Linked DNA regions of Mus musculus: region 1 is linked to region 2. A link is a loop called in an ENCODE intact Hi-C map of the cell type or tissue named here. Cell type or tissue: gastrocnemius. All regions are shown on one strand.

Region 1 (2,500 bases), 62 kb before region 2:
AAAAAAAGTAGAAGAAAAGTAACTTGTGATTAAAGGGCATAGTCAACAACTAGGTTAACAGCTAGCATCTCTCATGCAGAATTTTAATTCCAGAGATTTTGTTCTAGATCAGGTATCAGTCCTGGTCTGGGACTGAACTGGAAGCATGCAGAAGCCCTGGGTCCTTCAGGGCTTAAGGTCAGTTTGGGCTGTACATACTGAGTTTTGGGCCACCCTAAGATGCATGAAACCCTATTTTAAAACAGAAGCCTGGTGTGACAGCTCATGTTTGCCATCCTGGCACTCAGGTGACTAGAAGACTGTTGTAAGTTTAAAGTTAATTTGCGCTACATAATGAGTGGGAGACGAGATTGAGACACATAAGACTGTCTAAATAAATACGTGCTGGAGAGATGACTCAACGGTCAAGAGCACTGACTGCTCTTCCAGAGGTCCTGAGTTCAACTCCCAGCAATCACATGGTGGCTCACAACCATCTGTAATGGGAATCCAGTGCCCACTTCTGCTTTGTCTGAAGACAGCGACAGTTTATGTATGCACATACGTGAAATAAACAAATAAGAGTCAGGTGTGGTGAATGCCCTGCCCGTGCACAGTGCTAGAGAAGACAGTAAGAGCAGAAGTTTCAGGTCACTTTTGCTTTGTGAGTTACAGACTAGCCTGGAACAAATGAGACCCTAATCCAAAACAAGACTCAACACAAGCAGATGAGGTAACTCACGCTTGTCATCCCAGTACTTTAGAGACTGAGGAAGATGCATTTCAAGGAGACAGAGGCCCCAGTCTGGGCTGCTATCTCAAAATTTTAATGACTCTCTTTATAGTTGGGTGGCCGAGGCAGGATGATTACCAGGAACTGGAGGCTAATTTGAGCTATCATCTAAAGAAACACTAACTCTCCCCCAGGAATGTCAGGCTGACTGGAATGGCTCTGAGCCTCAAGGTCACAGTAGGAGCACAAGGAGCCGTCCGGCCCGAGTCCTCTAAACGGACTTCAACTCTTCCGGCCAAACTCTGAAGGAGAAACAACAACAACAAAAGAACCAAACCAGATAAGGCGTGACTCAAACAAACACGGGGTCCCCGCCCCTTTGAGCGGGGAAACTGAGGTACACGCGCACCCCAAGCCGCTCAGGGCTCCAGGTCACACAACTAGGGTTTCCATCTAGATTGGCCCGCGCTATCGCTGCGAATCCGGGAAAACTGAGGCTGTGTCCCCGAGCTAGGATGGGCCCTCCCTCCCCTCCGTGGCCTCCTGACGCCCCGAGTTCCCGCCCTGCCCGGCCCCGGCGGCTCCAGCCTCGGCACCTGCACATCTGGCGGCCTGGCTCGCGCTTCCGGGAGGGCGCCCTAGCGCTTACGTCATCATAGAGCGTCCACGAGCGCCCCCTGTCCTGGCGCCTAGGAGCCTGCGCGTACTCACCGCGAGGAGGCGGGAGGACCAAATTGTAGAAGCCCTAACGTGAACGCCAAAAGGATGAGCAATCGCAGCACTAGATACGCGCACGCGCTGTGTCCCAAACATGGCTTTTAAGCAATCCGGAAGTGGGCAATTAAATGTATTATTTATCAATCCAGTGTTACACAAGGAAACCCTATCTCGAAAAGTAAACAAAAAGACAAGGTCATATGTACTCAGGCTGGATTCCAGCTCGCCATGGAGCCTAGGTTACCCTTAAAATCCTGGTCATCCTGAAATGGCGTGTACGCCATTGTATGCCACCATGTGTGACTTTCAGATTTTTGAGGTATCGCTGTAGCCCAGGCTGGCCTGGTACTCGGTATTGTGAGAAATAATCCCCTCTCTCTAATAAAGAGTCTGGTGAAAGAGATGCAGGGATTTGACTTGTTTTGTTTGGGTTTTTCTAGACCGTTTCTCTGTGTAACAGAGCTCTGCCTGTTCTGGACTTGCTTATTTAGACCAAGCCAGACTCGAACTCATAGAGATCTACCGGCCTCCTGAGTGGTCGGATTGAAGGCCTGTGCCACCAGGACCGGCCAGTTTTGGTTTTATGAAACAAGATTTCTCTTTTTATCTCTGGTTTTTCTGGGACTTTTTCTGTACGTCCAAATAAGAGAAACCGTTTTTAATATGCCTTCTGCAAAAAAAGGATTTCAGCATAGAAAAAAAGGCAGAGGCTGGCATGCTGATTTCTTGCAAACAAGGCAGTATTTGATTTCTTTTTTTCTTCTCCTACTCCTTTCTTTGTGTAGTCCCGGCTGTCCAGGAATGCCCTTTAGTGTTTTGAACAGGTTGCTCTTTAACTCAGAGATCTGTCTTTCTCTGCCTCCTCTGTGCTGGGATCAAAGGTATGTACTACTATGGCCAGCTAACGTAGTAGTTTTTTTTTTTTTTTTTAAGATTTATTTATTATATGTAAGTACACTGTAGCTGTCTTCAGACACTCCAGAAGAGGGAGTCAGATCTCATTACGGATGGTTGTGAGCCACCATGTGGTTGCTGGGATTTGAACTCCGGACCTTCGGAAGAGCAGTCGGG
Region 2 (2,500 bases):
TTATGGCTGTCCCCAGCCAACTGTGCATCTCCTCTGTGCCAGGGTGTCCTGTCCATGTCCCCATGGCTTCCCACGAGCCTCTGGTGTCCACAGAGTGTGAGGTAGACTCCAAGGGAGCAGCACAGTAATTGCCCACTCCCCCTGGGTGCTGGTGCTGTGAGCAGAGCTGCTCGCCGAGATTGCTAGTGATTCCTCAAGTTCAGTTGGCACCACCGAGTTCTGGGCTCATCTCCAACCTGTGCCTAGGCCAGAGCCTGGGGGTTCCACGTGCTTGGAGGTGGAGAGGGCACATGATGGCAAGAGCCTAGGCGCTCGCTGCCTGGCACAGGCTCCTGGGCACTACAGCCAGCTTACTTGCTTTTCTCTTTCTTTTTCCCTGACAGTCCCTGATAGGGTTTCTCTGTGTAGCCCTGGCTGTCCTAGAACTCATTTTGTTAACCAGGCTAGCCTCTAACTCAGAGATCAGCCTGCCTCTGCCTCCTGAGTACTAGGATTAAAGGTGTGTGTCACCATGCCTGGCTTCTTTTTTTTTTTTTGGGTCAGTGTCTTGTCTTACAGAGACAGTACAGGCCTTAACTCCTGCCCATCTTCTGTCTCCACCTTCCAGTAGTGCTGGGCTGACAAGTGTGTGCCCATTGTCAGGGTCACCTATACCCAAGTGCTGGAGGTGTCCACATAAGGCCTGTCACTGCTCCACAAGCACGGGTGTACAGGGCCAGCATGCCTGGGCTAGTTACCACCACTGATGCCGTGACCCGTTATGAGTGATGAGCCATTGGGTACTCGGGGCCAGATCAGGGTGGGAGGAAGGGACCACACACAAGGTCACCACTGACACACAGAATGGCCTTGTGCTGGTGGAGTCCTGATGTGCTGTAGGCAAGGTATGTGTTCATATTTGACCTGCAATTCTCCCTCTCATTGGCAAGCCCAGGCACTAGCTGCCTGCGCCTCAGCATGGCAGAGTGGGAGTCCTCTCTGAGCACCACATGGGCTCTGCTTAGCAGCTGCCCTGTGTACAACACAGCTTGGGTTCTGAGAACCTGGCCCTCTCTGTGCAGACATAGTCCCGGGGCACAGTGGCAGTGCCACCATAGTGCCTCTACCACTCCTCTGCAGGAAGCTGTGTCAGCCACAGAATGCCACTACAGACTCCAGCCCGCCCCGAGAGCATGGACGCTCTGCCTCACCCTCTCAGGTACTTGCCTGGGGGGGTGGTTGAGTGTGGGGTCCTCACTGGTACACCACAGCCCTTTGTAACCAGTGTCCACTGCCTGAGCCACGCTCTTTGGGGGGACTTGCTGTCTTTGGGGCTGGGAGTGTCTTTCTGAGGCGTGTGCCTCAGGCACCTTCACTGCCCAGTCAGGGCCTTCTTTTCTTCTCTGTCTGGGTGCTGCTTCTCTTGTATGTGTGGCCAGCTGTGTGCCGGCGCCCCTGTGTGGCCACAGCAGGCCCTGCAGGTGGCTACTAGTTCCCACATACTTCTCTGCTCAGCCTAGTCCCCATGGCTTTTCAGAAACGGCCTACAGACTTCATTGACCCCCTGGCCAGCAAGAAGCCCCGGATCTCACATTTCACACAGCGAGCACAACCCACCCTCAATGGCAAACTGGGTGCCCCCAATGGCCATGAGACACTGCTGCCTGCTCCAGGACCCACCCCATCAGACACCCTCAGCTCTAGCCATCTGCCCCCACGGCTGGAGCCCCCAAGGACCCACGACCCCCTAGCTGATGTCAGTAATGACCTAGGTCACAGTACCCAGGACTACAAGCACCAGGAAGCCACCCCAGCTCCAGCACCCCATCTTGGTCTTCCCCTGCTGACGGACTTTCCTCAGGCTGAGCAACCTACTAGCTCCTCACACACCCACAGCCGACCCAAGAAGAAGTCCAAGAAGCACAAAGACAAGGAGCGGCCCCCTGAAGAAAGGCCCCCCGCCCCACAGCCTGATGCACCTACTGCCCCTGCACTACCGCCAGATGCCCCAGGTGAGTGCCACTTGGTTGTTTCCTCTAATATGTGGGATGTGAGACCACTACTGGGGTCAGGACTTGGGGCCACCATGGCAGGCCACCAGCCTACTACTCAGTGCTTGGGGCTAGGAGCTGAAACACTCAGATAGGTAACATGGAATGCAGCGCTTTCAGGGAGTACTGAGATGCCCTGAGCCAGAGAGGCAGAGGGAGAGTAAAGAGAACAGCTGTATGCAGGGATATATCCAGGCCAAGGCACAGGTAGGTACACTGAGCCCAGGGAGCAAAGGTTTCTGGGACCGGAGGACACTGAGAAATGAGACATCTATCTCTGTGGCTCCTCACACAGCAGGACGCGTGAGGTACCCTGTGATCAGAAGGCCTTGAGAACAATCCTCTGTCCATAGTATAGTGAGAGCATGGATCTGGTGTCGCAACCCTGTGCTTGCTATGCCCTTTAGTCCTAATCTCTTGACACCTATCTTAGTTAGGATGTTACTGCTGTGAACAGATGCCATGACCAA

The links. Peaks named below come from ENCODE experiments on the same cell type or tissue, not always from the same donor. Only the 100,000 strongest peaks of a DNase experiment are listed, where the experiment ranks them.
Region 1: a loop joins it to region 2, with 2.5 times the contacts of the local background. A loop is called at or near these places in 3 of 42 quality-filtered maps.

What each region holds. Positions count from the first base shown.
Region 1 is chr8:70,521,755-70,524,254 of GRCm38, forward strand. Kxd1 (KxDL motif containing 1) reads right to left here and starts at 1,426. Exons shown (of 5, transcript NM_029366.2): 1 at 1,309-1,426. In gastrocnemius, a CTCF peak has its summit at 1,400; a DNase peak (open chromatin) is centred at 1,394; H3K4me3 peaks cover 1,690 bases; H3K27ac peaks cover 1,911 bases.
Region 2 is chr8:70,584,038-70,586,537 of GRCm38, forward strand. It overlaps Ell (elongation factor RNA polymerase II), which reads left to right. Exons shown (of 12, transcript NM_007924.2): 7 at 1,120-1,198; 8 at 1,517-1,991. Among named protein-coding and RNA genes, the nearest start is that of Isyna1, 9.2 kb to the right of the region's middle. In gastrocnemius, a CTCF peak has its summit at 1,440; DNase peaks (open chromatin) are centred at 208 and 1,471; H3K27ac peaks cover 1,645 bases.